Linked DNA regions of Homo sapiens: region 2 is linked to region 1. A link is a loop called in an ENCODE intact Hi-C map of the cell type or tissue named here. Cell type or tissue: PC-9. All regions are shown on one strand. Each heading gives the region's core, and the rest is flanking DNA. Links, peaks and the distances in the headings are about the cores only.

Region 1 (16,011 bases), core at 3,764-11,763:
TGGGGCTCAGCTAGTAAGGGCTTGACTCGACCCCACGGCCTTCCTTAGGGGCCCGAGGGCCTGGCCGTTCGTTCACCGCATCTCCCCTGGCCCCGTGTGTGTCCGTCAGCTGCCGGGGCCGCTCCCTCTGGAATGCCTGCAGTGTGCATCCACCGCCCCCTCTGCATCGCCCTCCACACGCAGTGGCACCTCGGTGCCTGGGCTTCTGAACGTAGCTGGGGAACATCACCCACTCACTGCTCTGAGTGTGGGGCTGCAGCCCCCACTGTGGCCGGCCCTCCCCTTTTGGCAGGCTCCAGGGTGCCGCTGCCACTTTCCTCCTAGCCGCTTTGCACGCACCCCTTCATCTGGAGCACGACCGCGGCTCCCCTCAGGCCTCTGCTTGGCAACCTCTGGCCTGGGCACCTCACCAGGCGGCCTGCGGTCAGCTGGCGCTCACCACTGCCTGCTCTCCATGCTGGCCACGGTCTCTCCCGCCCCCAGTGTGAGCTCTGCTGAGCCAGGGACCTCGCTGTCTCGTGCATGCCAGCACCCCTGTTGCCAGAGGGGCTGGCGGGGCCACAGTGAGGGTGCACGAGCGAATGAACAAATTGAAAAACTCGGCGGGGAAGGACGGGCAGTGCCTGAGCCAGGGCGGGGAGGCTGGGGCTGCCCTTGGCGGTGGCAGGGAGGCTTGAGGAAGACTCCACAGGGTGGGACAGCTGTGGAGAGGCTTGGAAGGGATGAGAGTTTGCTGGTAAAGATTCTGTTGAGAGCAGGGACCTAAAATGAAGGCTTCTGTCGTTTCCTCTGATTAGCTGGGCCGCTCCCTTCCTCAGACAAGCCCACCGGTGTGGTGCTTCCCTTCCTTTGGAGACACTGCAGTCTGGTTGAATGTGATGGGCGTGGAGTCTGACTGTTGGGCCCAGGTCTTTGCTCTGTCCTTGCTTGCTGGGAGACCCCGGGCCCATCCCCAAGCCTCCCGTGTCGATGGGGTCTTGGTGCCAGAGGCAAGGGCAGGTGGGAGCGTGAACAGGACAGCACTGGCCTGTGTCTCACAGCCTGGGCCCGAGCGTGGGCCTTCATGGTGACAGCAGCTGATATGATTAGGTTCTCCATAAATATTACAGGGTCCCTGCCCCGGCTGATAAACAGGGCGTTTACTCCCTGTGCGGGTTAGTTAAAAGCTAGCTGTCCAGACCACAGCATCCATCTCTTCACAGGAAATTTGCACCAAGGAAGGCGGCTCCTGTGAGGTTCAGGCCACGTGCTTCCCCAGCATTCACTGAGGCACAGCGGCCCCAGAGATGGAGGTGTTGGCTGCCACCCTGACTCTGGCTGTGATGGTCTTGCCTGTCCTGGGCCTCTCTGACCTGTGAGATCTCCCCACTGGGGCCTCCACAGACTGTGGGCTTTGTGGTCTGAGCTTTCTGAGTGCTGCAAGAGACAGGCTGTCCTCAGGCAGAGCTCTACGCAGGCTCACCTCGGGGTCGCCCACTCCCAGCACACGGCTGGCCCGGTGGCGAGGGAACTCGCGGGGAAGTGACGGGCTCAGCCCTGTTAGCAGATGTTTTTTCTCCCATTACTCCAATTTCTACTTAAGTAGGAGCTTTTCTGAGGTTTCTGTTGGAGTGAACCTATAAGTAATTATCTTTCGGCTCTTTTATGATATAATCTTTCCAATAAGAACTGCTGATACCATGTGTGATGTTAACTACTTTGCCTCCCTTCTCTGGTCTGGTGTCGTCCTCACATAACATGAGGGCCTGGAGAATTATTTTTAAACCCATAGGATTGATGGGCTATTAACTGTGCTTCTGCTTTGGGTCACTAGCTTTTAGAGTGCCCTCTCCAACCTCAAGCCCTTTCATCATTCCTCCCATTGATTAAATACATCACTTACTGAAGTCCACTCTCTGCCATATGCACCCCTGAAGATGGCGGCGTCGTGGACGCATCGGGGCGCATGTTCCAGAAGGAGGGTCTTGGGTGACAGAAGAGCAGCTGAGATGCCACGAGCCAGACCTGGAGCCTGAGAACCTCGCCATGGAAGACTGGCCTGTAACTGTCAGGTTTAGTGGTGACTAAATGTGGTATTCTCTCCCCTTCTCTTTCCAATTTGTAGTACTTAGTCATGGATTACTATGTGGGTGGTGATTTACTGACCCTGCTCAGCAAATTTGAAGACAAGCTTCCGGAAGATATGGCGAGGTTCTACATTGGTGAAATGGTGCTGGCCATTGACTCCATCCATCAGCTTCATTACGTGCACAGGTAACCGGCTTCTGATATATTTTATGGAAACCACGTTTAATTGTTAAAAGACTCCTTTCAGAGCTCCCAAGTCCAGGCCGTCCCAAGAAGCCATGTAGGTAGCGAGTCCCCACTTTGAGCTGCCGCAGCACAGACTGATTTGCCCACATCACCGTCTTCCAGCCCCAGCAGCCGGTGGATCCCAGCTCTCATTGTTGCAGTTGTCATGGTCTGCTGTCAGCCGAAGCCACTGTGTCTTTTGATATTTATTTGACATTGACTCAACTTCTCCCCGTCTGAGACCCCCTCCCTAAAATGCCTGTGCTCCCTGGGGCTCACGTGGGCCCCGGGGTCCTCTGTCTCTACCGCCCAAGACCCCCTCCCTAAAATGCTTGTGCTCCCTGGGGCTCACGTGGGCCCCGGGGTCCTCTGTCTCTACCGCCCAAGACCCCCTCCCTAAAATGCCTGTGCTCCCTGGGGCTCACGTGGGCCCCGGGGTCCTCTGTCTCTACCGCCCAAGACCCCCTCCCTAAAATGCTTGTGCTCCCTGGGGCTCACGTGGGCCCCGGGGTCCTCTGTCTCTACCGCCCAAGACCCCCTCCCTAAAATGCCTGTGCTCCCTGGGGCTCACGTGGGCCCCGGGGTCCTCTGTCTCTACCGCCCAAGACCCCCTCCCTAAAATGCCTGTGCTCCCTGGGGCTCACGTGGGGCTCAGGGTCCTCTGTCCTTACCACCCTGAAATGTCTCGTGTGGGGCCTGGGGCCCTCTGTCCCCACATTCTTTCTCAACTCTGGTCTTCTCTGTGCCGTGCTGACCCCTGAAGGGCCCCAGGACACTCACAAAGGAAATAGGGCTTGAGGAAGAGGCTTCCATCACTGCGACTTGCAGGAGTTGAGCTGAGAGAGCGTGTGGGGCAGAGGCCTAAAGCAGCTCCGTCTCCTGCTCTCAGGGGCCCCCTCTGCCTTCTCGGCTGGGAGGGCAGCTCCCCAGTGACTCAGCCACTGAGTCCACATCTTCACATCCCTCTTGTCCTGAGACTCAAAGATTCAGTCCTGTGGTTTGTTTTGGTTTTCGTTGTTTTTAAAAACTAGTTTTACTTGTATTTTTATTACAAGATAATTTTATGGTAATAGGTTTAAAAAGTCAAACAGTTCTATAGAGCCTCCAACCAAAACCAAGCCCAGCCCTGGCCCCGCTGATTACACTTGGTCAGGTAACTATTGTAAATTTGTAAAATTATTTTTCCAGCATCTGCCTTCATGTGTCTTAAGTCACAGGTTTATATTGCTAATTTCTTTCTTTTCTTTTTTGGCTTTAGATCACATCTATGAAATTGAAATTTTAACTCTTTTACATAATTACCTCTTTCTCTCTGTCACCCATCTCTCTCACATATACTTCCAAACTGTCTTCCTTTCTCCCACATCATCCTTTTCATTTTTATTTTGATATATTTTTTAGGATGGAGTCTCGCTCTGCCACCCAGGCTGGAGTGCAGTGGCGTGATTTCACTCACTATAGCCTCTGCCTCCTGGGTTCAAGAGATTCTCCTGCCTCAGGCTCCTGAGTAGCCATTACGCCCAGCTAATTTTTTTGTATTTTTAGTAGAGATGGGATTTCGCCATGTTGGCCAGGCTGGTCTTGAACTCTTGACCTCAAGTGATCCGCCCATCTCGGCCTCCCAAAGTGCTGGGATTACAGGCGTGAGCCACCGCGCCCGGCTCCACGTCATCCTGATTAGAATGGTTAAAATCCATCCTTTCAGCTATGGTTCAGTCAGCATTTGGTGTTGATAATACTGTGACTGCGTAACTATGACAGCAGCCTTGTAGTTGAGAACTACACTTACATAAACTTCTGCTTTCTCTGGAGTTGATAATTGCCTTGCTTTTTATTAGCTTTTCTTTGTAGCTGTCACTAATTTGTCCCCAGATATTGTGGCCACGTTATGAAGCTCCGTACCGGACATGCATCGGGTAGTCTCGATCTGGTTTTCCTTGGCGCTGTCCCTTCCATCGTTCCCCTCCTCTCTTCCACGTTGGTTCCTCATTTGTCCTGTGCTGCACTCATTCTGAGATGGCTTTTCAAGTGCAGAGATCCCCTCTCCCTTTCTGGGACTGGCTCCCAGCTTTTCCGAGCCGTTCATTTTTCTTTTTCTTGGCTTTTTAGTTTGGCTTGGTAGCGCGTGTCCTCCAGTGGTGGCTGGAAGGGGGGTATATGAGAGAGTTTTTTGAAATCAGTGCCTTTATTCCATGTGTGTCTGTGACTGGTGCTTTATCCAGTGTGGAGATTTTAGTTGGAAACCACTTTCCCCTTGGGACTTCGCAGGCATCACATGTGTCTGTGTCTTCCACCTTGAGGCTGCTCTCGAGAGGTGTGAGGCCATTGTGGTCTCCATGGCTTTGTGTTCTGAGCTGTAGGCCTGTGCTCGGGCCCCCTCCGTGGTGATCAGGAGGCTTTCCCAAGCAGACACAGCCCCTCCTGTGTGGGGAGCAAGGGCGCTGCTGAGTTATAGCTCTTCCGTCTTGCTGGAGTGCTGCTTCGTTGCTAGAGGAGGAAGTTGAGGCTAGAGAGGTGGGCGCCTTTCCTTAGCCTCATTGCTGATGGCTCGCACCTCCCAGCACACAGGGAGCTGTCCCGATAGAACAGACACTCATTTAGTGTGATGAGGTTGTGGACATTGCTTTCTCTTTCTTTCTTTTTAAAAAATACATTTCTTAACATAGTTATGCTTGCTTTTATAAATTAGTATAGGTTGTTTTTTTTTTTTTTTGAGATGGAGTCTCACTCTTGTTGCCTAGGCTGGAGTACAATGGAGCGGTCTCAGCTCACTATAATCTCCACCTCCCAGGTTCAAGCAATTCTCTTGCCTCAGCCTCCCGAGTAGCTAGGATTACAGGCATGCACCATCACACCCAACTAATTTTGTGTTTTTAGTAGAGATGGGGTTTCTCCATGTTGGTCAGGCTGGTCTAGAACTCCTGACCTCAGGTGATCCACCCACCTCGGCCTCCCAAAGTTCTGGAATTACAGGCATGAGCCACCTCCCCCGGCCCATAAGTTAGTATAGGTTTTAACATTTAGATTTTATACTGTCTTCTTGGTAGAACTTAATTCACAATAGAGAAATAAATGTCTTTGTATTTATCACAGATCTCCAGGGAAATTAGTTTGACCACCTTTTAAATTGTTTTTCTCCCCCTAAATAGAAAGCGTTCTCCTCATTCTCTCTCTCTTTTCTTTTTTGAGACGGAGTCTTGCTCTGTCACCCAGGCTGGAGTGCAGTGGCATCATCTCAGCTCACTGCAAGCTCCGCCTCCCGGGTTCACGCCATTCTCCTGCCTCAGCCTCCCGAGTAGCTGGGACTACAGGTGCCCACCACCACGCCCAGCTAATTTTTTTGTATTTTTAGTAGAGATGGGGTTTCACCGTGTTAGCCAGAATGGTCTTGATCTCCTGACCTCGTGATCCGCCCGCCTCGGCCTCCCAAAGTGCTGGGATTACAGGCGTGAGCCATCCTCATTCTCTTAATTGGCTGTGTAGAAGCTTTGCTCAGTCGTTTGACGTCCGGGCATAGTAGACATCAAAATATGTAATTTTAAAACTTTATTTTTCCCCCCAAATTAACTCATTATTCAGACTGAGTGCCCAGATGCAATCTAAAAATAGAACAGAGATTTTTCTAGGAGGCCTGTCTTACCCCAGTCTCAGGTGGGGGCATTGTGAACATTTGGTAGGGTCAGAAAGAAATGTCATTGGCGCCAGAGTGGTGCCGCTGGCCGATGTTACGGTGTGGCCAACTTTACGGCGTGGCTGACGTTACAGCATGGTTTGGAGCCCGTGCCACTGTGCTGCCGCTTGGGCCCCTTCCTGGGGTTAGTCGGGTGCTGTGGGGATCCCACCCCGCAGGCGGGGGTCTGCAGGTTTCACAGCTGCTGCCTGGTTTCCGCAGCTGGACCCCAAAAGCCTTCCGGGTGAGGAAATCAGTGGCAGACCAGGACCCTGTGGGTGCCCCTCACAGGTGGGTACAGCTCCTTCCTGAGAGGTCAGCCCCTGATGATATCCGGAAAGGCAGAGATCATGAATGACACAAAGGGTTTCAGAGAGAGAACATCGGCCACAGTGGCTCACGCCTGTAATCCCAGCACTTTGGGAGGCCTAGGCAGGTGGATCACCTGAGGTCAGGAGTTTGAGACCTGCCTGGCCAACATGGTAAAACCTGTCTCTACTAAAAATACAAAAAATTAGCCAGGCTTAGTGATGAGCACCTGTACTCCCAGCTGCTCGGGAGGCTGGGGCAGGAGGACTGCTTGAACCCGTGAAGTGGAGGTTGCAGTGAGCCGAGATCGCGCCATTGCACTCCAGCCTGGAGAACAAGAGCGATACTCTGTCTCAAAAAAAAAAAAGAGAGAGAGAGAGAACATCACATCCCTAAAGAGAGAGCAGAGAGTATAGTGTATGAACAAAATAAGAACAGAGTACAAATTTTAAGAAAAAGAATATGTAGAAAACAAAAAGTCTTGGAAAATAAAAGCTAAAGTAGAAAGTTGAGTAGAAGAGGCAGAAGATGAAGTAGAGGAAATCTGACAAAAAGGAAAAAAAGAAAAGAAAACCTCGGAGAGAAGATCTGGCGGTCAGAGTGGCTCTGGAGCCACACCCCAGGTGGTGGACTGTGCTCTGGAGGCTGAGGCACACCTGCTGTGGGAATCAGACCTCTGCTGGTTTTGCAGCAGGAAGTTCCACAAGGGGAACGGATGGAAGTGGGAGTTGACATCACTCAGAAATGGTACGGTGAGGGACAGAAGCAGCCTCCCTTTTCAGTGTCAGAGGAAGAGCTGGAAGGGAGACATAAAGCCTGCAATTCACCATGGCTCTTTCACCCACACCTGCTGGATGCCACTGATTTTAGCCAGAATCTCAGCAGCTGGGAGAAAATGCACTTGGGGGAGCCTAGAGCTGCTTCTCAGCGCTGTGCCTGACTCTCCCCTGAAGACGCCGCTGCTCCCCGCTGTGCCATTAGAGGAGAATGGACATAGGCAGTCCCAGCACAGTGGCCCATGGGGACCGTCAGCTCTCTCAGTTGGCCTGGGCATCTGCCCATCTAAAGGCCTCGGCGGTTGGGAGCCATAGGTCAGCCCTTGCCCTGAACCTCCAGTGCTCTTCTGTCAGGAGAGCTTTCCTCACACAAACAGCAAGTTCACTTAAAAAAAAAAAATCAACCACCACCACATGTTTTAAATACAGAATTATACGGCGCAGATGACCCCCAGTGCGTGCAAATGGCCCCTGGAAGGTATACAAGGAAGATGGCCTTCCGGAGACCCCTCCTCGGCCTGTCTTCTCAGAGTGTACTGTGTTGGTGGTCCTGGGGTGGCCCCTGGAAAAACATCCCTGTTTTATAGGGAATTCCTGGCAACCAGGTCCTGTTTAGCCTGGACTCTGGTCGTTGCATTCCTGCTAACTCGGTCCATAGAACACCTGTTGTGGCGTGTCTCGGCGCCTCCTTACTCTCTTCTGTGTCTTCCTAGCCTGTCTCAGGCCACTTGGGACATTTTTCGTGTGTATGTGAAATTATGGTTATTTGCCTTAAACATTTTCCTATATAATCATTTCTCCATTTCTCTGAATTGCCCTGCCTTCCATTCCCAAACCAAAAAAGTTAAGCCTAAATGATGAGATTTTTGGGGAGAAGAACCAGTTTGTTCCAGTCTAAATAAAGTAGTGTAATTATCCTTGTCTTTAATCCATTTCTTCCCGGCAGCCAGGTATAGAGCTTGTTACACAACCTCCTTGAGCTTCTCTTCATACATTTGTCCTGTATGCATTGCTTCAAGTCTTCCTTGTCATAAAACTGGTCATCTTTTATTTACATGGGTGACTCACAGAAGGGAGTGGAGGCAGGAAGCCATGGTGAAAAGTTTGTGAGGTCGAGTGAGCGCTTCTGAGTGCCCTGGTCATGGGGAGGGTAGGGGAAGGGCTGGGTCTGCTTCTGCTTCCAGGAGTGTTGGTCTTCATTTCCCCTCCCTCCCTCCCTCTTTCCCTCCATCCTTCCATCCTCTCATCCTTCCAACTCTCCCTCTCTCTTTCTGCCTTTCACTCTTTTTTCATGAGAAAAGAATGCAGAAAAACTGGTGGACGTGGGAGAGTCTGTTAGATGTCCCCAAAAGTGCTGTTAATAGACGTGCTCTTGGCCAGAAGCCTCGCATCCCATGTGGAGCGGCTCATTGAGAACCCACCTGCGGCATGCCCTGTGCACACAGCCTTCAGAGTTGCAGATACCTGCCTTTCTTCCCAACACTGGTGGAGTCTGTTGGGAAGTGAACGTAGTATATATAACGTATGAAGAAGAATTTGTTCCTCTGAAGCAAATTTAATTGAGATGTATTTAAATATGTATAGTAGACACTTCCAAGAAAAGAGGATTTTTATTAGTGAAAATAATATATTCAGCAGATGGGCCAGGTGCAGTGGCTCACGCCTGTAATCCCAACACTTTGGGAGGCCGAGGTGTGTGGATTGCTTGAGCTCACAAGTTCAAGACCAGCCTGGCCAACATGGCAAAACCCTGTCTCTACTAAAAATACAAAAAACTAGCTGGGCGTGGTAGTGCACGCCTGTAATCCCGGCTACTTGGGAGGCTGAGGTATGAGAATCGCTTGAACCCAGGGAGTCAAGAGGTTGCAGTGAGCTGAGATTGTGTCACTGCACTCCAGCCTGGGTGACAGAGTGAGACTCTGTCTCAAAAATAAATAAATAAATAAATAAAATATATATTTTTAATATATATTTTTGAATATATATATTTTTAATATATATTTTTTGAATATATATATTTTTGAATATATGTATATTCAGCAGATGTTTTCCTTTTGATTTTTTTCTTTCAGACTTAAAGATTTTGTGTCAAAGCTGCTAAAGTAATGTGAGACAAAAATTGTTTTTGAATTCTGATGTGCTGAAACAGTTGGTGAGGCGGTGAGTGGATTCTTAGGTTATTGCAGCGTGTGACGTGAGCACAGGTGCTGGCATTCGTGATGTCACTGTGCTGTCAGCGCAGGCTGGGAGGCGGCAGCAGTCACTGCTCCTCAGCTGCCTCTTCCGTAACGAGAGGAGCACCGTCTCTACCCCACCACACTGGCTGGCCTGAGGGTCAATTGTGACAATTTATGCATGGCAGGTACTGTGTCTGCCATTTATAACTGGTGGCTGTTTTATTTCTGGGTCCCAGCAAAAACATCCTTTAAATCACTGTTATCTGTAGTTGGGATAGGAGGGCTTTTTGTAACTTTAAAGTCCATTTCAGTTGACTTCTTTATGTAAATCTTACTGAGATATGTCACAGGTATTCAGTAAAGCTCCCAAACCGAGGGGTGCAACTCAGTGGATTGTTCAAAACTGCACGCTCACAGCAGCACCCAGATAAGCCCCCTTGGGGCTCCCCCATCACTCCCTCCCCAGGGGTCACCACCCCTCATCCCCCCCACAGTGCTATGCAGAACTTTCCACAGTGACAGAATGTTCTAGATGTGCACTGCTCAATACGGTAGCCCCAGCCACATGTGGCTCATGAGCACTCAAAACGTGGCTGGTGCAACAAAAGAACCAAATTCTTCATTTTATGTAATTTACATTAATTTGAGTTTGAATAGCCCTCTGTGGCTAGGGGCTACCATGTTAGACAGTGAGGCTCTGAAAGCATAAATCAGCTTTGCCTGTTTTAAAATACTATATATATGGAATCATATTACATGTGCATTCTTTTAAAAGTTTTCTTTTTAAATAATGTTTCAAATAATTTCAAACTTAAAAAATTTCAGTCTTATACAAGGGTTGCAAGAACGGTACAAAAAGCACCCATATACTTTTAATCAGATTCACGTATTGTTAATATTTTGGCTCCTATTATATACATCCCCCTCCCTCTCCACATGTGTACACACACGTACAGATTTTTCCTCACCCATCTAAGAATAAGCTGCATGTACCAAGAGCATTTACCCCAAAATTCTTACTTACACTACTCATGCTTAATCATACCCTCTTTACTCAGATTTTAGCAGTTGACCCAGGAGCATCTCTTACAGTATTTTCTTCCCTCCAGTACAGAATCCAGTCCAGGATCACATGTTGCATTTATTGTCATGTCTTCTTTAATCTCTTTTAATCTAGAATAGTTCCTCATCCTTCCTTTGTTGTGACATTGGCATGTTGGAAGAACATTGATGTGTTTGGCGAATACAGTGTCCCTTGCTTTTTCAGTAGAAGACTTCTTTGGTTTGGTCTGATGTTTCCTTCTGATAGATTGAGATGATGTGTTCCTTCCTCTTGGAATGTGTGTGTATAGCTATATTGTGTCCTTCTCAGGGTGTCATTTCCACAGGTGTACAATATCCATCAGCCCCTTGGTGGTGATAAACCCATCACGCAGTTAAGATTTTGTTAGATTTTTCTGCTATATAGTTTTTTCCCTGTGGGGAGATACTTTTAAGACCATGCAAATATCCTCTTCCTCTTTAAAATTTCCTCCAGAGATTTAGTACCCATTAATGAATTTTGCCTAGACCAGTCTTTGCATGGTTGCAGATTGACTCACAAACTCCAGACCCACCATGCTGACCAGTCGTCATCCGGCTTTCTCCTCTAAGGAAGCAACCCCTTTCTCCCTGTGTATTGGTCTGTTTGTGATCAGTGTGGCTACATGGATCCTTCTTTCTCCCAGTGGTTTTTAATTCACTATCTTAGTTATTTTTGTGCTGAAATTGGCCCATATTTGGCATTCTAGCCGACTCCTGTGTTTGCGCTGTGCCTCTTCACTTTTTGAGGATGCCCTTAGTTTCTGGCTCATCCTATACCTTCTCTGTCCCCACTCCGTTGTTTCTCAGAAGAGCTCAAGGCCCTTTAGTGGGGAGCGGCTTTGAAGACCAAGTTCTGGGTGCTGGGCATGCGCATTACTATGGGGTTGCCTGCTTCTAGGCCCCTCAGTGCACAGAGGTAGTAACAGAGGTATAGACACACTCATGGACACACACGTCTACCTGTGCATACTCAGGAATCATGAGTTAACTTCCTGACTTCCTCCCTTTCCAGACTTTTGTCTTCCTCCTACTGAAACTGTGACTCCCAGCACCGTTAGTACGTGCACTCACTCAGTCCTGAGATGTGTCTAAAAAAGCTTTAGAATTGCTCTGCCCAGGACACCACAGAAGCAAACCTGCCCGCAGGCATTCCGGGTTTGTTTGCGGTTCTCCCCCATCTCATTGGGACTGCACCCCTCACCTGCAGTAATTCAAGTTCTGTGTTCATAAGTCACTTGGATTTGTTTTGTTTTGTTTTGTTTTGTTTTAACCCCATCTCCCCCTTCAGTGTTGTTATTTATTTGAAATACAGTTGGATTCATTGGTTTGAATCAGTTTTCCATTTTAGACTTCCCTTCCGCCTTTGTTGATTGAGTTTTATTCTTTGAGTACGTAGGACGTTAGCGTGCTTCCAAAACTGCATGAAGTTGTACTCAGAAGCGTCGCCCCTTCTTTATCCTGCCCACCTCCGCTGGCAACCCAGGATCCGTAGCCAGTCTGCTGTCTTCTGCTATCGTCCATGCAGGCGTTTTCTTGTTTATCCTTTGTTAAGCAAAAGGTGATACCTTTAAAAACTTTAGTGATGTATCCTGTAAATCATTCCATATCAATTCATGGAGCTCTTCATTCTTTTTTTTTTCTTTTTTTTTTTGAAACAGAGTTTCGCTTTTGTTGCCCAGGCTGGCGCGCAGTGGTGCGATCTCGGCTCACTGCAACCTCTGCCTCCTGGGTTCAAGTGATTCTCCTGCCTCAGCCTCCTGAGTAGCCGCCCGCCACCACTCCCAGCTAATTTTGTATTTTTAATAAAGACAGGGTACTCCATGTTGGTGAGGCTGGTCTCAAACTCCCAACCTCAGGCGATCCTTCCACCTCAGCCTCCCAAAGTGTTGGGATTACAGGCGTGAGCCATCGCACCCGGCCTGCTCTTCATTCTTTTTTATGTTTGCATAATACTGCGAACTACCATAGGTAACTACCATAGTTTATTCAAGTAGTCTCCTAAGAGTGGACATTTAGATAGTTTCCAATATTTTGCAATTATAAATGTAGAAATAAATACCCTTGTGCAAGGTGGTTTTTGTTTTGGTTGTGTGCCTTCAGGGTAAATCTCTACAAGTGGGGTTGCTGGATCAAGAGAGAAATAAATTACATACGTAGGTTTATTTGATGTTGTAAGTTTCCCTCCATAGACATTACCAATTTGTATTCCCACCAGCAGTGGATGAAAGTGCCTGTTTCCTTGCAGCTTTGCCAACCGTGCATTTTCAGACTTTTGTATTTTTGCCCTCTGATGGGTGACAGGTGGTACACAATTGTAGTTTTCTTTTTCACCTTTCTCGTGATGTTGACCATCATGTTTGTATTTTTGTGTGTGTGTATGTGAGTTTTTTCATTGGTTTTACCCTTTTATTATGGATTTCTGGCTTTTTTCCCCCAATTCTTAAAGAAGTATTTGCCTTTTATCTGTAATATATATTACAAATATTTTTCCCCAATTTGCCATTTGTTTTTTGATGTGGTTCATTGTGGTTTTTTGCCACACAGATTTTTAAACATTTTTGTACATAATCGAATGAGAAATCCTTACTCCCAGAAAAAGAAAACCCACGTGTTGGTTTGTTTGTTTTTTTTTTTTTTTTGGAAGGGGGGGTTGTTTTGTTTTGTTTTTTAGTATTTTTACTTTTTCATTCATATAGGTTCATCTGTTCCATGTGGATCTTGGGTCCATTTCAGGTTTATTCTTATATACGGCACAAGGAAGAGTTCTAATTTTATCTTTAAATGGCTCTCCAGTTGTCACAACACCAATTTATTTAAGTCTATCTTTACCCCAGTGATTCGTATTATCTTTGTCCTGTACTTGATTTCTTTATGTAGTTGGTTTGTTTCTAGACATTCTACTCTATTCCATTTTCTCTCTGCCTCTGCACACACTAGCACCACACTGCTTTAATTAGGGAGGCTGTGTAGTGTGTTTTGAAATCATCTGGGCCTGATCCTCATCACAGCTCACTCTTCAGGGTTTTTCTGGCTTTTCTTTTCATATGAGCATCAATATCAACTTGGCTGGCTTCAAAAAAGAGGACATTGATATTTTCTTTTTTTTAATCTTATGGGCCCTCTCATTCTAGATTCAGGTATTTTTTTTTTTTTTTTTAATTTCTGGAAAGTTCTGTTGGATTGTAGTCAAATGTTAGTCATGTTTTGTTTTGATTTCTTTCAGGGACTCCAGTTATGCATCTGTTGGGCCTTCTTTGCCTGTCTCCCACTTTAGCCTCTGGCTGCTTCCTATCTGACTGCGTTTCCTTGTTTCTTTACCTCATTTTATTCTTCTAGATCTTTTCTTCCCTTTCTTCAATTTTTCATTAGATTTTTGTTTCAATTTGTTCTTGTTTGGTCCTCTTATAATTTCATTTCTGATAAGATTTTATCTGTTTCTTCTATTTCTTCCCTGAGTTAAATCAGCTCTTCTTTTCTGCATGCTTTTGTCTAGTGCGTGCGTGTGTGTTTGTGTGTGTACGTGTGTTTTTGTGTTTTGAGACAGGGTCTTGCTCTGTCGCCCAGGCTGGAGTGCAGTGGCGCAATCACAGCTCACTACAGCCTCTGCCTCCCAAGGTTCAAGCAATTCTCTTGCCTCAGCCTCCCAAAGTGCTGAGATTATAGTTTGTGAGCCACTGCACCTGGCCGTGTGTGTGTGTGTGTGTGTGTGTGTGTGTGTGTGTTTGTGTGTTTGTGGGATTTTGTTTTGTTTTCTTTTTCGTATTCCTGAATGTTTATTTGAGGATATTTTATTTTAGTTTGGAGTGTTACATGCTAGAGTTTCTTTTGCCTTGTGTTTTTGTTTCTGGTTTTGTGTTTTGTTTCTGGTTTTGAGGTAAGAATTATCATCTGCCCATGTTTGTGTGAGATTGATTCATGTGGCTGGGGGAGTTGGTACCCGTCTGTTTTCATTGGGGTGTGGTGTCTATCACACGAGTATAGCCCAGCTTACTCACCCATTCTCTTGGAGGCAGAGATTTAGATTGTTTCTGCCTTTTGGCTGTTAGAAGTGGTGCCGCTGGGAACATGCTTGTACTTGTCTTTTGCTGAATGTCTGTCTTTGTTTTTAAAGTTTGTTTGCATTCATACTGTTGAGTCATGTAAGCTTATTGTGCCAGAAAAAAGCATTCATGCTCTGAGGTGCCCTGCACCCGCACATGTGTTTGAGAGCGCACAGAAAGTAGTTTAGAAACAGGCGTTAGTGGGACAGACCTGTGTTTATGTTCCTGCTCCAGCACGTGCTGCTCTGTAACTGTGGGCAGTTGGCTCAGCTTCCATGTCTTCATCTATAAAGTGCAGTTTTGGGGGTATGGGGCGGTTTGCAGCAGTCTTCCCCCAGATCGCCACCTGCCTCCTGGACCTCGTCTGGCCACTGCCGTCTCTTTGTGTGGCAGCCCCCAGCCAGCTTCCTCCACACGTGTCCCTCTGTCCCTTTGTCCCATTCCTGTTTTCCGTGGTACTCAGCACAGAGCTTGCACCGTGTGAGCCTGCCTGAGACAGCAGTGCCTATTTGTGTTTGCAAGACCTCAGCTCGTGTGCAGGCTTCATGAAGGCAGGGGCAGCGTTGTCACGTGCATAGGTGGGTGGGCTGGAGAGCAGTGCCTGGCACCAAGGAGATGCTCAGGAGGGGCTCGTTAGCTGGGTGGGCAGACGAGTAGGAATCGTCACAGGGCCTCGCCAGGGTAACTGGGGACTAAACGAGGGGCAGTGATACGACTTCGGCTGCCACCATGCCAGCTGAATGTCACACAGAGGCATTTGTACTGGATGGTGACAGCTGTTCACAAGAGGATATTAGCATTTATTCATCTGATCACCACTAGTTAAGGGCTTTGATCTACCTAATGTGTTGCATGGAGATGGTTAATTTGTGTGTTTATTTTACAAACAGAGACATTAAACCTGACAATGTCCTTTTGGACGTGAATGGTCATATCCGCCTGGCTGACTTTGGATCATGTTTGAAGATGAATGATGATGGCACTGTAGGTATTTTTGTTGGAGATTTTCCATTTGGTTTTGGGTTTGGCATATAGTCAGAAGGGAAGTTTTCAATTTGAGGTACAATTAAGAAACCAAGTATATTAATTCAGAAAATGAATCCATTTTGGAGATAGTTGAAATTTTCTGTTTGGGGAGTTTTGTTTCCCAAATAAAAATTAAGTTGGAAAGCATCTTTATTGCTTTTTATGTTTACAAAAGTAATATGTGTGCCTTCCAGAATGGGAGTTGTCAGGTTTCCTCAATCCCAAGGTGGCTAAAAGCATGCCAGCCCTGTAGCAGATCGAGGGCGCTCCCTGCTTCTTCCTTAAAGGGCCCTGTCCAGGCTGGTCGGGTGGGCAGGCATTAACCATGTAACTGTACTTTCTCACTTGTGTTGGGGCAGGTAACTTCCTGCTAGGGGTTTCCTCTCTATGGGTGTTGTAGACCTAGAAATAGAGTCCTAGGTGCTCAGTGTTACGGGGCCAGCTGACACTCCCGCCAGCAGGGAAAGAACAGGAGGTTGCCCCCGGATCGGCTATCACCAGGAGACCCAGGCTCAGGCCACAGGCCCTGTGGTCTCCACCCCGCAGTCAGACCAGCGTCATGGCCGAGTAGCCTGATGGGGGCAGTCCCAGCTCTGCTCACACCCTGTTGGCAGCTGCTTGCAGCAAACTGCTTTCAC
Region 2 (16,011 bases), core at 3,774-11,773, 74 kb before region 1:
GTTCCCGGTGCTCCAGCGCCCCCTCCCGGCTCGAGAGAGGAACGCCCGACCACGTCCCTCGGCGGCCGCGGGCGGAGGAGCCGGGCGACACTCCTGTCCCCCTCGCCGCCGCCTCCAGCCTCCCCCGGCACAGCCGGAGAGAATGAGGCTCCAGGCAAAGCCAAGCAGGATCCAGGGCCGGGGCCCGCGCGGAGCCGACACCCTGCTCATAGGAAAGCGAGGCTTGCTTCCCATTGCACGGAAGGGGAAGTCGAGGCCCGGGCGCTTGCTGGTCCGGCGCAGGGAGCTCGGCTCCGGCGCGGAGCGGGGAGGGGGATCGGGCTCAGCGGGGGCCCGATCTAGGCGACTAGGAGCGCCCATCCCGGGACTGCAGCCAGGCGGTCTGGGAGGGGGTGCTGTCCTTAATTTCTGGCTTGAAGGACAGGTGACCCGGGACAGGTGGAGACGGAAGTGAGAGGGGCAGCCAGGTGATGGGGACGGCGCATGCAAGAACCCAAAGGCCGGGAGCATGGGGCTACTGCCGACACCAGAGGCTAGTCCCACCCGGTGTTGACCTGGCAACCAGCCGGGGAGGAAGGGAGCTGTCTGAGGCCACACCCGACGCCCACCGGTGTCACCCGGAGCTGAGGTCATCCGGCCCGCCCTGGGCTGGCAGAGTTCAGCCTGCCCCACCCTCAGCCCGCCCACCGCAGGGGACCTTGCTTGTCGCCTGCCCTACTTGGCCCCACTTTAACCCTGGTGCTGTGCACACAGACAGGCCTGGCAGGGCTCAGGTCTCAGGCGGAGGGTCAGGGTTGTAACTTCCAGAGCCTCTGAGGACTCCTCACTGCTGAGGGCAGCAGCTGGCAGCCTCCAGCTGGGAAGCTCTGGGGATGGCCAGGTCCTGCCGTGTGGCCAGCACAGTCTCACCTCACTAAGGGGCAGCTCCTGTTCACAGAGGTGGGCAAGGTCCTGCTGCCAGGCACGTGCTAAATGAGCACTAATTGTCGTGGGCCACCTTTGTGTAACAAACATTAACTCTAAAGTGTGTGCCCCTTCTTAAAAAGTCCTCCTTAGTACGGTGGTGGGTAAGACGGAAATGGTATGTGTGTGTATAGTGCACAAGTGTGCTGGAGAGCTACGCCATAATCCTAGCTCAGCTCACACCGCATGTCCTGTGAGCAGGCACTCTCCAGGCAATTGGCCTGAAACCAGATGGCTTCACTGAATCATGGAAGCCCTATAAAGATGGCGTAGTATCCCATTTACAGGGAGGAAACCAGGGACCGAGAGGCTGAAGAGCCTGCCTGGGGTCACAGAGCTTGTGAGGGGAGAGCTCCGTCCTGGAGTGCACCATGACACTGTGCACTGGGCTGCGGGGCCCCGGAGGCAGGAAGGTGCCGGGGTGGGGAGACACCCCGTCACTGCAGCTACATTGACACTGGCCACACCCCAGCTGGGGCCTGGAGACCTCCAGTCCCAGGACAGCACTGGGGCGGTACAGGAACACATACTGAGACTGGGAGGGAAAGAGGCTTGCCCTGGAACCACAGCTGGAGAAGCCCAGAGCCAAGGGAGGAACCCCCAAGGCCAGCGGCCCACAGGGGAGCCCTGTTGCCCTCCCTCTCCTCCTGCACCAGGGGCGCTGAGCCCTGCGGACAGGCATGATGGGTGCTGGGCCCGCAAATCATGCAGAACCCGCCCACACCCCAGCAGCCACAGGTTGAACTGATTCTTGCTGAGCTCTAAAAGCCTCCAAGGGAATCCCCTGAGCCCTAGGGGCAAAGATGTGACTGTGGCCGCCAGGGAGATAGGGGTCCAGCCCTTCATGGCCCTGGCCCCACCTGCGGGGGTTTGGGGTAGGATTCAAGGCCCGGCTAGCCTCAGTCCCGCATCATGGCTGCAGGGTGGGGCCTGACATCCTGGGCCCTGCCCTGCCTCTGTGCCCCAGAGCAGTCAGGGAGAACGGATGCCTGAGGCTAGGCTGCTTGTGCGCACTCTGTCCTGGCCTGGGCACCCATTTCCCCGGCATCCCGTCTCCCCCAGCCCCGGCCTCCCAGCAGTCAGGTCACTCAGTCATGCAGGCCAACATTTCCTCCCAGCGAGCGGTCACCAGACTCAGTGCCAACACTGCGCCCGAGGGGTGTGCAGCCTGGGTTGGCTGGGTGGGGTGTAAAGGTGGAGAAAGGTCCAAAGCGCTGGTGGGAGGGGTGGCCTCTGAGACAGTCTCTGTGCAAAGGCCTGGCATCCCGGCCTCAGGCTACCCGACCCAGTGAGCTGGGTGTCCAAGGCCATGTAGGGAGATTATCCTCTGAATGCTGGGGAGGGATAGGAGCCAGACCCACGATGGTGGTGACTGATGGAGACCTGGGGTGTGGAGTACCCCTACCCCCGCTCAGTGCAGAATCTCACGCTGGCCTCTCAGCCTTGCATGGTGGGGCCGAGGTGTTACCCATTAACAGATGAGTAATAATCTGCTGATGAGTGTATGATCTGCCCCTGGCTCAGACAAGGGAGGTGGTGGACTGGCCATGGCAGCTGTCCAGACTTGATATCACCCTGAACGTCCCCAAACCTCCCTCCCTCCACTCTTGCTTCGCCCTGACCAGAGATGGAGGGTGGTGCTGGGAATAGGAGGTAGGTGAGTGCCTGTCCTGGCCAACAGCAGAGGCCCTCGAGGGAAACTGCACCGCAGGTGTCACTCTAGAGCCCACAGCGGGGGCTGTCAACCTGGAGTGTGCAGCAGAATCGCCTACAGCCCTCTGGCCCAGCCCCAGTGACTCTGGGTGAGTGGGTCTGGGGTGCATTTCAAACAAGTTTCCAGGCGCTGCTGCCGCCAGTCCTATCTGGAGACGACTCTCTGAGAAGCACAAGGTGGCCAGAGGGACAGGAGTGTCCTCAGACCGCCTCTCCCAGAGAGTGGGCCTCCTCAGTCCGCACCCCAGACAGGATATGCCAGCCTTGAAGCCTCTGTGGACATCTCCATGCTCAGGGGCGATGCCCGGCCTCTGCCAACCACGCCAGCTTAGATGAAGTCCAGGCACCTCCCTCAGTTCACCGTGTGCCCCTGAGCGAGTCTCTCGCCCACTCTGAGCCTCAGTTTCCTTATCTGCACAGTGAGGAGGGGAGCAAGGCCACGTGCAGCTATTTGAGCAGGTGAGAGGGAAGCGCTGGGCACACAGAGGCTGTTGAGATGAGTGCTCTTGTTTGTTTGTTTGTTTGCTTGTTTGTTTGTTTTTGAGACAGAGTCTCGCTCTGTTGCCAGGCTGGAGTGCAAAGGTGTGACCTCGGCTCACTGCAACCTCCGCCTCTCAAGTTCCAGCAATTCTCCTGCCTCAGCCTCCCGAGTAGCTGGGAACTACAGGTGTGTGCCACCACGCCCAGCTAATTTTTGAATTTTTAGTAGAGACGGGGTTTCACCATGTTGGCCAGGATGGTCTCAAACTCCTGACCTCAGGTGATCTGCCCACCTCAGCCTCCCAAAGTGCTGGGATTACAGGCGTGAGCCACTGTGCCCGGCCTTTTTTAAAGGAAGTTTACGAATTTGTGTTGGGCTGTATCCAAAGTCATCCTGAGCCCCGTTCGGCCGCGGCAGGTTGGACAGGCTTGATGTGCAGTGTTTGCAGCCATGACTGAATCCTTAGTACCTCCTAACGGCCCTCTCCATCTGCCCCTCCTTGAGTTCCTGGCCCAGCCTCCACACCCGCCCCACCCGGGCGTGAGTAATTCCCTCAGGTCGTGCTGTGGGCTCTGGGAAGGGAAATCCTAGATCAGAGGCTCCAAAGGGCCTGGATGGAGGCCCAGGAGCCCCGCTTTATCCCCAAGGCAGTGAGGACCCAGGCAGGCTTCTGGGCAGGAGAGAAGCCTGCTTCGCCAGCCTCGGGAAAGATGCCTCGGGCGGCCCAGGGAAGCTGGGCGAGGCCGCTGGGGAGGGGAGCGCAGTGGCACTCAGACGGGTTGCGCAGGCGGCGCTGGTCAGTGCCTCCAGCCTCTCACCTTGCGTCATGTCATCGGCTGCTGCCTGTTAGCACCACAGAAGGCTGTCTGTACGTTCTGTCCCCAGTGTGACTGCGGGCTGCACCCGCAACCTCCGTGAAGCCTCACGAGGATGACAATAGAGGCTCCTCTTCCCCTTTCGGGAGACTTTGTGACCTCCAGCTCCTCCTCCCCTTTCAGGGGAGGCACTGGAGGTCACGGAGGTCACAGAGTCAGTGGGTGAGCCCTCTCCCCGACCCACAGGGCGTCTCAGGTGGGCCCTGCTGGCTTCACTGCTCTTCAATGCAGGGAACATTCCTGGCTGCAGTGGGGCGTTGCCCTGAAGGACATTTGCGAGGGGATCATGAGGGCAGGGCTTGTGGCCAGGGCTAGACCAGGGTGCCTAGAAGCAACAGGCAGCAGGCTCAGAAAGGACAGCGTAGGCCGGGCAGCGCCGCCAGCCCTGGGGCTGGGAGAGAACAGGCTGGCCCCACCCTCGGCTGGAAGGAAGAAGTGAAGGCCGCAGAGACTGGAACACAGAGCAGACAGCGTCGCTGACTCTTGGCTGTCTGGACAGGACAGTGACTTCTGGCCGGGGTCACTGCCCGGCGCCATGCAGCAGGGAAGGAGCCAGGAGACCGACACCCTCTACTGTCTCCTCCCTCCCTCCCGGCCTCCATCAGGACTTGCAGGAGCTGACACCAAGTGCAAACCAGACGACCCAGGCCGATGGCGCCCACACAGGTGGCCTCCCAGACACACAGCCAGGAGAGAGGTGGCAGTGGCCCTGGGGACATTGGAAGACGTGGTACATGGGTGGTGACAGCCGTGCTGCTGCCAGCTCCTTCCTGCACCAGCCCTGGTGGTCCCCCTCATTGGGCTCTTTCCAAATAGACCCACCTAGACTTACCCTAATTTGAGGGTGCCAGCTCTTTCCTACTGGGACCCTGGTTGACAGGAAAGTTTTAAGCCTGCATGCAGGGCCACTGGCCCACAGTCCAGCTTTGCTCCGAGGCTGTCTCCAGCCTGGCTCCCCTCTCCTGGGCCCTGGTGGGGTCTCCAGGACCGGCCTCCTGGCTCTCTGAGACTATGCATTTGTCCCTGGCTACTTGGGCCTCCAAGATAATGGCTCCCCTGACTCCCTGGCCCACCACCACCACTGCAGAGCAGAACAAAGAGGAGGAGAGAGGCTGTCGCCCCCCCTACCCCACCACCTGATGCACCCAGCCACCTTCCAGATGGCCCCCCACCTCCCGCAGCACTTATGGCCCCTTGCATCCCCTCCTGCCTCCCTCATCACTGGCTCTCTGCCTCCTTCCATCTCACAGACATTTCTGTGGGCACTCTCTTTGTACCTGGCCCTGGCAGGGTATTGGCCCACGCCCTTGACCTTCAATGTGGTCAGCATGGATGTTGAGAATGAGGAGGAGAGACACCCTTCAGAAGTGCCGCAGAGTCAGGCAGCAGGAAACCCTAGGAACCAATGGCAGGGTCACATGGCCGCAGGCCTGGGGACTCCTCCATGCCGGGCAGGGAAGGGGGAGCTGCAGAGACTCCCACCTGTGAGGCCCAGCCGTGCTCGTCCAGGCCTGCGGGACTGGCCCTGCGCACCTCCCCAGCATCCCAGGGCAGCCACCTTCTGCTCCCATCTGTGTCCTGAGCTTTGCTGTGCCTGGAAGGCCGCACAGGGCTGACTCCTCCTGGCTGTTTGCATCTCCCTAAAAGGTCGCCGCTGGATAGAGGCTTCCTGGCGTCCCCCATCTGTAAGGCAGGCACCCCTCACACACCAGTTGCCCCATCCGCTGTCCTCGCAACCCTCATCCCTCTCCCAGATTCTCTCTTTTACTCCCCTGTGTCCTGGTGTACAGCCTGTCGCCCCTAGACCAGAAGGGACACCCTGGAGTCCTCAGCACCCAGAACCGTGCACGCCGTGGGTGGCAGCCACTCTGGGTTGCTGGAACAAGTGACCCTGCCTTACGTCTCTAGTGCTACATGGGTTCCATGTGATAGATGCACCGTAATTTCTTTACCTGTTTATCTATCAATGGACACTTAGCTTTTTGTTTTTATTTTTATTTTATTTTAATATATTTTAATTTTAATTTATTTATTTTATTTTTATTTTTATTTTTCTGAGATGGAGTCTTGCTCTGTCGCCCAGGCTGGAGTGCAGTGGCGCAATCTCAGCTCACTGCATCCTCCACCTTCCTGGGTTCATGCCATTCTCCTGCCTCAGCCTCCCAAGTAGCTGGGACTACAGGTGCCCGCCACCACACCCGGCTAATTTTTTTGTATTTTTAGTAGAGACGGGGTTTCACCGTGTTAGCCAGGATGGTCTTGATCTCCTGACCTCATGATCCGCCCGCCTCAGCCTCCCAAAGTGCTGGGATTACAAGCGTGAGCCACCTCGCCCGGCCTTTATTTTTTTTTGAGAAGGAGTCTCGCCCTGTCGCCCAGGCTGGAGTGTGGCTCCATCTCAGCTCACTGCAACCTCCGCCTCCCGAGTTCAAGCGATTCTTCTGTCTCAGCCTCCCGCATAGCTAGGACTGCAGGAGCATGCCACCATGCCTGGCTAATTTTTACATATTTTTTAGTAGAGATGGGGTTTCACTATATTGGCCAGGCTGGTCTCGAACTCCTGACCTCGTGATCTGCCTGCCTCAGCCTCCTGAATTGCTGGGATTACAGGCGTGAGCCACCGTGCCTGGCCTAAGCTTTCGTTTTTAAAACGAGGAGCACCGCTATGAGTGTCACTGTGCATGTCGCGTCTTAGGCAGTCCCAGAAGGGGTCACACTGACGCAGGGGATGGAGGAGAGGATGAGAGAGGCCACCTTACCGAGGTGTGGGCAGGGTGCCAGCAAGTCAGGCAGGGGTGGGAGCTGTTTCCACCTTTGGGTCCTCTGAGGACGGCAAGAGGGAGGAGTGGCCGGATCCTGGAGAGAGGAGCTCCGAGGAGAGGGACCCCAGACTTCAGAAGAAAGATGTGGCCAAGGCGCAGCTCCTGGGGAACGTGGGGAACGAGTATTCCCTCCCTCTCCCCCAGCTCCCAGCCACATGCCAGAGGCCCCATTGGCCAAACCCAGCAGTCAGGGGGCCAGGTGGCCTGTGGGCGCAGCCCACCTGGGGTACAGAGCAGGATGGAGAGTGGGTCTGGAGGGGCAGAGGCAGCTATCCAGCAGCTATCCACCCTGCTGACCTTTGGTCTCCACCCTTGCCCTGTGTCTTCAGCACCCAGGGCAAATGACGTCCCATCACCCTCGACTGTGTGTGCACCAACCTGAAGGCTGAGAGCCCGGCACTGCCAGCCTCTTCACTAAGGTGGGAGGGGGTGGGAATGGGCAGGAGGGAAGCAGCCCGCTGACGGATGCCCCCCAGCCATGCTGCCTAGGCAGCGCTCCTCAGCCGCCATCCTATGGCCCCTCCCCTCGGCTGGCTCCGCAGCAACACTTTTTTTCTCTCTCTTTTGAGACAGGGTCTTACTCTGTCGCCCAGGCTGCAGTGCAGTGGTGTAATCACGGCTCACTGCAGCCTCCACCTCCCAGGCTCAGGTGATCCTCCCACCTCAGCCTTCCCGGGTTCAAGCGATTCTCCTGCCTCAGCCTCCCGAGTAGCTGGGACTACAGACACTCATCACCACGCCTGGCTAATTTTTGTATTTTTAGTAGAGATGGGGTTTCACTATGTTGGCCAGGCTGTTCTTGAACTCCTGACCTCATGATCTGCCTGCCTCGGCCTCCCAAAGTGCTGGGATTATAGGCATGAGCCAGTGCACCTGGCTAGCTTTTGTATTTTTTTGAGAGGGGGGTCTCACTAGGTTGTTCAGGCTGGTCTCTAGCTCCTGGGCTCAAGTGATCTGCCTGCCTCGGCCTCCCAAAGTGCTGGCCACCGCGCCTGGCCAGCCCTTTTTGTTTTTTTACAGCCTTAGTGAGATAACCCAAACTTTTGTTCCTTCAGAATCTGATTCCTTTATGACTTGTCTTTAATGAGCTCCCTTCCCTTTTCCTGATAATAAAAAACATTGAGCAAGAAGTACAGTCACAGCTGGGTGTGGTGGCTCATGCCTGTAATCCCAGCACTTTGGGAGACCAAGGCAGGCAGATCACTTGAGCCTGGGAGTTTGGGACCAGCCTGGGCAAAATGATGAAACTCTAACTCTGCAAAAAAATGCAAAAAAAAAAAAAAAAAAGCCAAGTATGGTGGTGTATACCAGTAGTCCCAGCTACGTGAGAAGGGGCAGGGGGTGGGGTGTTGGTGCCAAGGTGGGAGGATCACTTGAGTGCGGAAGGTCAGGGATGCAGTGAGCCAAGATTGTGCCACTGTACTCCAGCCTGGGCGGCAGAGCAAGACCTGTATCAAAAAAAAAAAAAAAAAATTAGTCATGCGTCACTTAGTGGCAGGTATGCATTCTGAGAAATGTGTCATTAGGCAGTGTTGTTGTGTGAACATCAGAGAGTGAACTTACACAAACTTAGATGGACACACCCAGGCTACATGGTACAGGCTCTTGCTCTTAGGCTACAAACCTGTGCAGCACGTTTCTGTACTGAACACTGTAGGCAACTATATCCCAATGGCAAGAATTTATGTCTCTAAACATAGAAGAGGTCCAGTAAAAATATAATATTGGCTGGGCGCGGTGGCTTACACCTGTAATCCCAGCACTTTGGGAGGCTGAGGTGGGTGGATCACTTGAGGCCAAGAGTTCGAGACCAACCTGACCAACATGGTGAAACCCTGTGTCTACTAAAAATACAAAAGTTGGCTGGGCGTGGTGGTGCATGCCTGTAATTCCAGCTAATCGAGAGGCTGAGGCAGGAGAATGGTGTGAACCCAGGAGGCGGAGCTTGCAGTGAGCCGAGATCACGCCTCTGCACTCCAGCCTGGGCAACAGAGCGAGACTCTGTCTCAAAAAAAAAAAGAAAAAAATATATACGTAAAATATTATAATCTTATGGGACTACTGTCATGGATGCGGTAGTCTCTGACCAAAACATCATTACGTGGTGCATGACTGTGGTTAAGTCGTGCCTTCCCTCGGTGTGAGAATCAATTCAATGCAAACTCCCTCTGAGGATGGGGATTGTCATCCCAGCCAGCACAGTGATCCCTTCTCTGCCTGTTGGTTCAGCGGCACAAGGAACCGGAAATTGCCAGTTGGGGGAGGGGCAGTTCCACCGTAATCCATCGAAACCATGACTGTGTTTCCTGATGGAAACATTTTCCTGGACACTGGCCCAAGGTCACACACAGGAAGGAAGGCAAAATTCCTCCAGTATGTTATTTGGTGTAATAATGGGAAGGGCCCCTCCTGCCTCCACTGCTCAGTTCCTGGACCCATGCATTTGAGGTGTCGGGGGATGGCACCGCATACCATTTGCTGGGTTGAGGCATGCACCACACCCTGTAGGATGGCAGCTTAACCTCATAGGCTATTGGCTCTCATCCGGCACCTTAACGGAGTCTTCTGCAGATGATTCCTCCATTCTCCCAAACCAGCTGCTTCTGGGTAATGGGGAGCATGGTAAATTCAGGGAATTTCATGGCCATGAGCTCTCCGCCACACTTCCTTCAACACGAAATGAGTCCCTCAGTCCAAAGTGATGGTGTTTGTGTTGCCATGATGAGGGATAAATAAAGCGTTGTCCGAGTCCACAAATGGTAGTGCTGAGAGAAGTGATGTGGCTGGAAAAACAAGTCCTTACATAAAACACGTGAGGATAAATCACTGCCCTTTCCATGACAGAAGGGGTCCAATGTCATCAAGCTGGCCACCGGGCAACTGCACCTTGTGGGAATGGCACCACATTAGGAGCTTAGGGTGGGTCCCTGCTGTGAGGGTTGGGCACTCAGCCATATGGATACCAAATCACTCAGCCAAATGGATACCAAATCAGCCTCGTGAGGAAAGGTCATGCTTCTGAGTCCCTACATAGCCTTCATCTCTGCTGCCTCAGTCAGCTGCCCACGGGCTGTTTGAGCAGCATTGGGAAGGGGAGGGAGGAGGCCAATGGATGTCCTCAGAAGAGGCTGTCTTGTCCACCTGGGTACTGAGAGCCTCCTCCCCAGTAAGTGCCCATGAATGAATAAGCATTCATTCCCATGGGTACTCTGTGCCCATTCTGAGAAGTCCATCCCCTTGCCTGTCCCCTAGGCCACCTGGAGAATTTTATTCAAGTGTCTAATTGTCCAGCCAACCCATTAGCTATAGCCTGTGAATCAATGTACAAGTTTTGCCTTCTGCAAGGATTTTTCTTCAATGCTGGCTTTCTGGGCCTCTCCTTTGTCTGTAAAGCACTAGTTGTCTACCTCTGACGGGAGCTAGCACTCCAGGCAGAAAAATTTGTGGGCCAGACCCACTTTTTCATTTTCTGTTGACTGATCACAACAAAGTATTTTCCATTAGGGTGTAGTTGCAGGTTAAGAAATGTCGCAGGGCCGGGCGCAATGATTCACACCTGCAATCCCAGCATTTTGGGAGGCTAAGGTGGGCGGATCACTTGATGCCAGGAGTTCGAGACCAACCTGACCAACATGGTGAAACCCTGTCTCTACTAAAAATACAAAAGTTAGCTGGGCGTGGCGGTGCATGCCTGTAATTCCAGCTGCTCGAGAGGCTGAGAAGTGAGAATTGCTTGAAACTGGGAGGCAGAGGTTGTAATGAGCCAAGAGCACGCCACTGCACTCCAGCCTGGGCGATAGAGCAAGACTCTATCTCAAAAGAAAAAAAAGAAAAGAAAAGAAAAAGAAAAAGAAATGTTGCAAAATGTCTGGGCACAGTGGTTCATGCTTGGGAGGCCGAGGTGGGCGCATCACCTGAGGTTGACTCGAGACCACCCTGGCCAACATGGTGAAATCCCATCTCTACTAAAAATACAAAAATTAGCCAGGTGTGGTGGCACACGCCTGTAATCCCAGTACTTGGGAGGCTGAGGCAGGAGAATCCTTGAACCTAGGAGGCGGAGGTCTCAGTGAGCCGAGATTGTGTCTTTGCACTACAGCCTGGATGACAGAGTGAGACAGTGTCTCAAAAAAAAAAAAAAAGAAAAGAAAAAGAAAAGAAATGTTGCAAAACAGTAGGAGCAAATACTATTAGAGTCTAAGGCACCTACTCAGGAAGTTTACTTGTTCCTCCCAGAAATGTTTGGGCCTACTCTCATCTTACAATGGAATGCTGCTAGGTGTGTGTGTGTGTGTGTGTGTGTGTGTGTACGTGTGTGTTTTGCGACAGAGTGAGACTCCATCTCAAAAAAATAAATAAATAAAATAATAAATAAATAAATAAAGATGTGGTTCAATGTCTTCTCACTTAGTGGTTCCCAATAAGAAATTTGGTGTCACTCTTACCTCTGTTTCCCTGTATGTAATGTGTCTTATTTCTCTGGATGTGTTTGGTTTTTTGTTTTGTTTTGTTTTGTTTCTTTTTTTTTGAGATGGAGTTTTGCTCTTGTTGCCCAGGCTGGACTGTAATGGTGCAATCTTGGCTCACCGCAACCTCCACATCCCGGGTTCAAGTGATTCTCCTGTGTCAGCCTCCAGAGTAGCTGGGATTGCAGGTATGTGCCTACCACGCCTGGCTAATTTTGTATTTTTTATAGAGACAGGGTTTCTCCATGATGGTCAAGCTGGTCTCGAACTCCCGACCTCAGGTGATCCGCCTGCCTTGGCCTCCCAAAGTGCTGGGATTACAGGCATGAGCCACCATGCCTGGCCTATTTTGTTTCTTTATCACTGGTTTTGAGCAATTTGATGATGATGTGCTTCGGTGCTTTGTTGTTGTTGTTGTTGTTTTTCATATTTCCTGTTCTCAGGATTAACTGAACTTCTTGAATTTGTGAGATTGTAATTTTCATTGTGTTTGGAAATTTTTCAGTAATTTCTTCAAATATTTTTTCTGTTCCTCCTCTTTCTTGCTCTTCTCCTTCAGGATCCCAATTATCCATGTATCAGGCCACTTGAAATAGTCCCACAGTTCACTGATGCTCTGTTCATGTTTTTGTTTTTGTTTTCTCTCACTGTCTTATTCTGGATAAGTTCTATTGCTATTTCTTCAAATTCACTAACCTTTTGTTAAGTAATGTCTAATCTGCCATGAATCCCATACAGTATATCTTAAATCCCAGAAATAGTTTTCTTATCTTTAGAAATTCTATTACAGTTTTAAAAAATGATTTTCATAATTCTATTAGCTTTTTCAAACACATGAAATACAGTTATAATAACATTTAATATCTTTTTCTGATAATGCTAACATCTGTGTAAGTTCTGGGTTGGTTTTGATTAATTGACGGCATCCTCATCATAGGTTGTGTTTTGAATGTCTGGTAATCTCTGACTGGATACCAGACATTGTGATTTTACCTTTTTGGGTGCTAAATATTTTGTATTCCTATACATTTTCTTGAGCTTTGTTCTGGGATGAAATTACTTGGAAACTGTTTAATACTTTTGTGTCTCATATTTGTAATTCGTTAGGCAGAGCCGGAGCAGTGCTCAGTCTAGAGCTTTTTCTGGGATGCTGGGGGAAAGGCAAGTGCATGACTTCCTAGTGGTAGAATCCTATTACCAAGGTACAACTTTCTTGAGAATTCTACCCAATGCCTGTGAATTATTAGTTTTTCCAGTCTGGCCAGTGGAAAACAACACTACTCTCAGTCTGTGTGAGCATCAGGCACCATTTCCTCCAATCTTTTTTGGCACTATTTCCCCTAATCCAGCCTGCGGTAGCTTCCATCCGCGTGAGCACTGGCCAGTGTGCTGCTGGATGCCTGAGGAGACTCTCTACCCATCTCCAGGGCTTTCTCTGTGCAGCTCACTCATTTATGGTACTCTGTCCTGAGAGGTCTAGCTGCCTTGGTCTCTTCAGTTTCTGCTCTGTCTCCTCGCCTCAGGGAGTCCACTGAGCTCCACCTCAGTTGCCCCTCCCTGGCAGGGCAGTCATAGAGCCACCTCTTTACCCTCCCTGGCAGGGCAGTCATAGAGCCACCTCTTTACCCTCCCTGGCAGGGCAGTCATAGAGCCACCTCTTTACCCTCCCTGGCAGGGCAGTCATAGAGCCACCTCTTTACCCTCCCTGGCAGGGCAGTCATAGAGCCACCTCTTTACCCTCCCTGGCAGGGCAGTCATAGAGCCACCTCTTTACCCTCCCTGGCAGGGCAGTCATAGAGCCACCTCTTTACCCTCCCTGGCAGGGCAGTCATAGAGCCACCTCTTTATCCTCCCTGGCAGGGCAGTCATAGAGCCACCTCTTTACCCTTCCTGGCAGGGCAGTCACAGAGCCACCTCTTTCCTGTGTCTCGGGGATAGGGATCACTGTCCTTTTTCAAAATTATGCATTTTTTGAGACAGAGTCTTGCTCTGTCGCCCAGGCTGGAGTGCAGTAGTGCAAGCATGACTCACTGCAGCCTTGAACCCCTGGACTGAAGCCATCCTCCCATCTCAGCTTCCAGAGTAGCTGGAGCTACAGGTGCATACCACCACACCTGGCTGATTACTGTCCTTTGATGCCTGATTTCTAGTGTCATGAAAATCCTTGTTTTAAGTGTTTTGTCCATTTTCTTTCTCTTTTATTTTCATTGTTTCAGGTAAGAGAGTAAATCTGGTCCTGATCACACCATCTAGGCTAGAAGCAGAAATTAATTTGCTTTTTCTTTTTGAGGCAGAGTCTTGCTTGCTCTGTCACCCAGGCTGGAATGCAGTGGTGTGATCTTGGCTCACTACAACCTCTGCCTCCTGGGCTCAAGTGATGCTTCCACCTCAGCCTCCCAAGTAGCTGGGACCATAGGCACACGCCACCACACCTGGCCAATTTTTGCATTTTTTGTAGAGACGGGGTTTTGCCACGTTGCCTGGGCTGGTCTTGAACTCCTGAGCTCAAGCAATCTGCCCGCCTTGGCCTCCCAAAATGCTGAGATTAACAGGCATGAGCCACTACACCTGGCCAAGAGAAAAGGAAAATTTATTGTTTCATGTAACCAGATCTCTCTCTCATTTTTCTCTTTCTTTCTCTAACAGGTGTTGTGGCTGTTGAGCTGAAGTCTCACCATCATAGCTTGTGTTGTAAAGCAAGGAGCAGCAAGCTACGGGTCTGCAGGCCAAATTTAGCCTGCTGCTTGTTTTGTAAATAAAGTTTTACCGGCACACAGTCATGCTCATTTGTTTCTACATTGTCTATGGCTGCTTTCTTGCTATAATGGTAGATGCAGAGACTGTAGGGTTCATAAAACCTGAAACATTTACTCTCTGGCCTTTTACAGAAAAAGTTTACCCGCCCCTGGTCTAAAGGAAAGGACAAGAAATTCTCTCTCCCAGTTTTAGTATGAAACATTCTTTTTATTTTTTATTTTATTTATCATTATTACTATCTTTGAGATGGAGTCTTGTTCTGTTGTCCAGGCTGGAGTGCACTGGTGCAATCTCTGCTCACTGCACCCTCCGCTTTCCGGGTTCAAGTGATTATCCTGCCTCAGCCTCCCAAGTAGCTGGGATTACAGGCATGCGCCACCATGCCCCGCTAATTTTTATATTTTTAGTAGAGACGGGGTTTCACCATGTTGGCCAGGCTGGTCTTAAACTCCTGACCTCAAGTGATCCACCCAGCTCGGTCTCCCAAAATGCTGGGATTACAGGCGTGAGCCACTGCGCCCGGCCTTCTTTTTCTTTTTCTTTTTCTTTTTGAGATGGAGTCTCGCTCTGTCACCCAGGCTGGAGTGCAGTGGCGCCATCTTGACTCACTGCAACCTCTGCCTCCTGGGTTCAAGTAGTTTTCCTGCCTCATTCTCTAAAGTAGCTGAGATTACAGGTGTGCACAACCACACCCAGCTAATTTTTTATTTTTATTTTTGGTATTTTTAGTAGAGACAAGGTTTCACCATTTTGGTCAGGCTGGTCTCGAACTCCTGACCTCAAATGATCTGCCCGCCTTGGCCTCCCAAAATGCTGGGATTACATGTGTGAGCCACCACACCCAGCCAGTATAAAACATTCTAAATAAGTTATCTGCTGAGGGAGCAAGATTGTTTGAGACCAGGAGTTCAAGACCAACCGGGGCGACATAGCAAGACTCCTTCTCTAAAAAAATTTTTTTAAATTAGCCAGATGTGGTGGCATACACCTGTAGTCCCCACTACTGTGGAGGCTGAGATGGGAGGATTACTTGAGCCTGGCAGTTCAAGGCTGCAGTGAGCTATGATTGTGCCAAGTCACTTCAGCCTGTATGACGGAGCAAGACCATGTCTCTAAAAAATAAATAGATAAATGAATACATAAACAAATAAGTTCTCTGATTGGCCTGGCTTCAGTCACATGACTGAAGGGGGATGAAGTGCTGCTAGGGTCTTGGGTCACATGTCCACCCTGGTGCCAGCCCCTCTAGAATCCTATGATCAGAGTGGAGCTGGAGCACAGACTCACAGGGCATGGGGCTCAGGAGAGAGAGAAAGCGAGGGCAGACGAATACAAGGACTGTCCACCAAAGGCACGATGACCTTTGTTGTACATTTGTAAATGTATAAGAACAGTAAATGGAAATTTCCAGGAGGCAAGAAGAGAGAGCAGATGTGGAATTCTCAAATGCTATGTCAGATCGCCATGGGCAGATTGTCAAGAGAAATGTTTGGGAATCTGTCCCACACTCAGGAATAAAAGATGAGAGTGGAAGAGAAAGTTTGGTCAGGTGATCCTGCCAGGGGACACAGAGGACAGGCACTCCTTCCTTCACTTTAAGCCTGTGAGGGTGGCTTCCAAGGGATTTCTCAGAGAGCTCAATATTTGGCACTCAATTTGGAGGGCACAGTGGCAGGAAGGGCTCATGTGCTGTTTCAGAGGCAGAGCTATGCTGCTGTGCTGGGACCCACCTGTTCACTAATGTTGGGGCGAGGAGTGTGCCAGTGTTTCCTGAGGACAGATGTGAGCTGGGTGGATGAGCAAGCACAAGACCCATGGATCCATTTAGGTCCTGTCCAAAAGTCCCTCAGGAAGGGCAGAGGGCCCCTCCCCTCCACAGCCACCAGGTAAGCATCCACCCAGTGGCACATCTGCTTGAGTTAAGGGGACTTCAG

The links. Peaks named below come from ENCODE experiments on the same cell type or tissue, not always from the same donor. Only the 100,000 strongest peaks of a DNase experiment are listed, where the experiment ranks them.
Region 2: it touches region 1 in a loop (5-fold over the local background); 10 of 110 quality-filtered maps call a loop at or near these places.

The regions. Positions count from the first base shown.
Region 1 is chr14:102,985,807-103,001,817 of GRCh38, reverse strand. CDC42BPB (CDC42 binding protein kinase beta) reads left to right here. Exons shown (of 37, transcript NM_006035.4): 5 at 2,105-2,253; 6 at 15,238-15,331. Among named protein-coding and RNA genes, the nearest start is that of CDC42BPB, 64 kb to the left of the region's middle. RefSeq lists enhancers at 2,871-3,417, 14,108-14,741, 14,742-15,376. In PC-9, for the core only: no CTCF peak of the experiment used is centred there; a DNase peak (open chromatin) is centred at 8,077; H3K4me3 peaks cover 481 bases; H3K27ac peaks cover 3,236 bases.
Region 2 is chr14:103,059,736-103,075,746 of GRCh38, reverse strand. No RefSeq gene overlaps it. Among named protein-coding and RNA genes, the nearest start is that of CDC42BPB, 10 kb to the right of the region's middle. RefSeq lists a silencer at 1-148 and an enhancer at 342-933. In PC-9, for the core only: no CTCF peak of the experiment used is centred there; DNase peaks (open chromatin) are centred at 3,946, 8,016, 8,356, 11,096 and 1 weaker place; H3K4me3 peaks cover 536 bases; H3K27ac peaks cover 4,619 bases.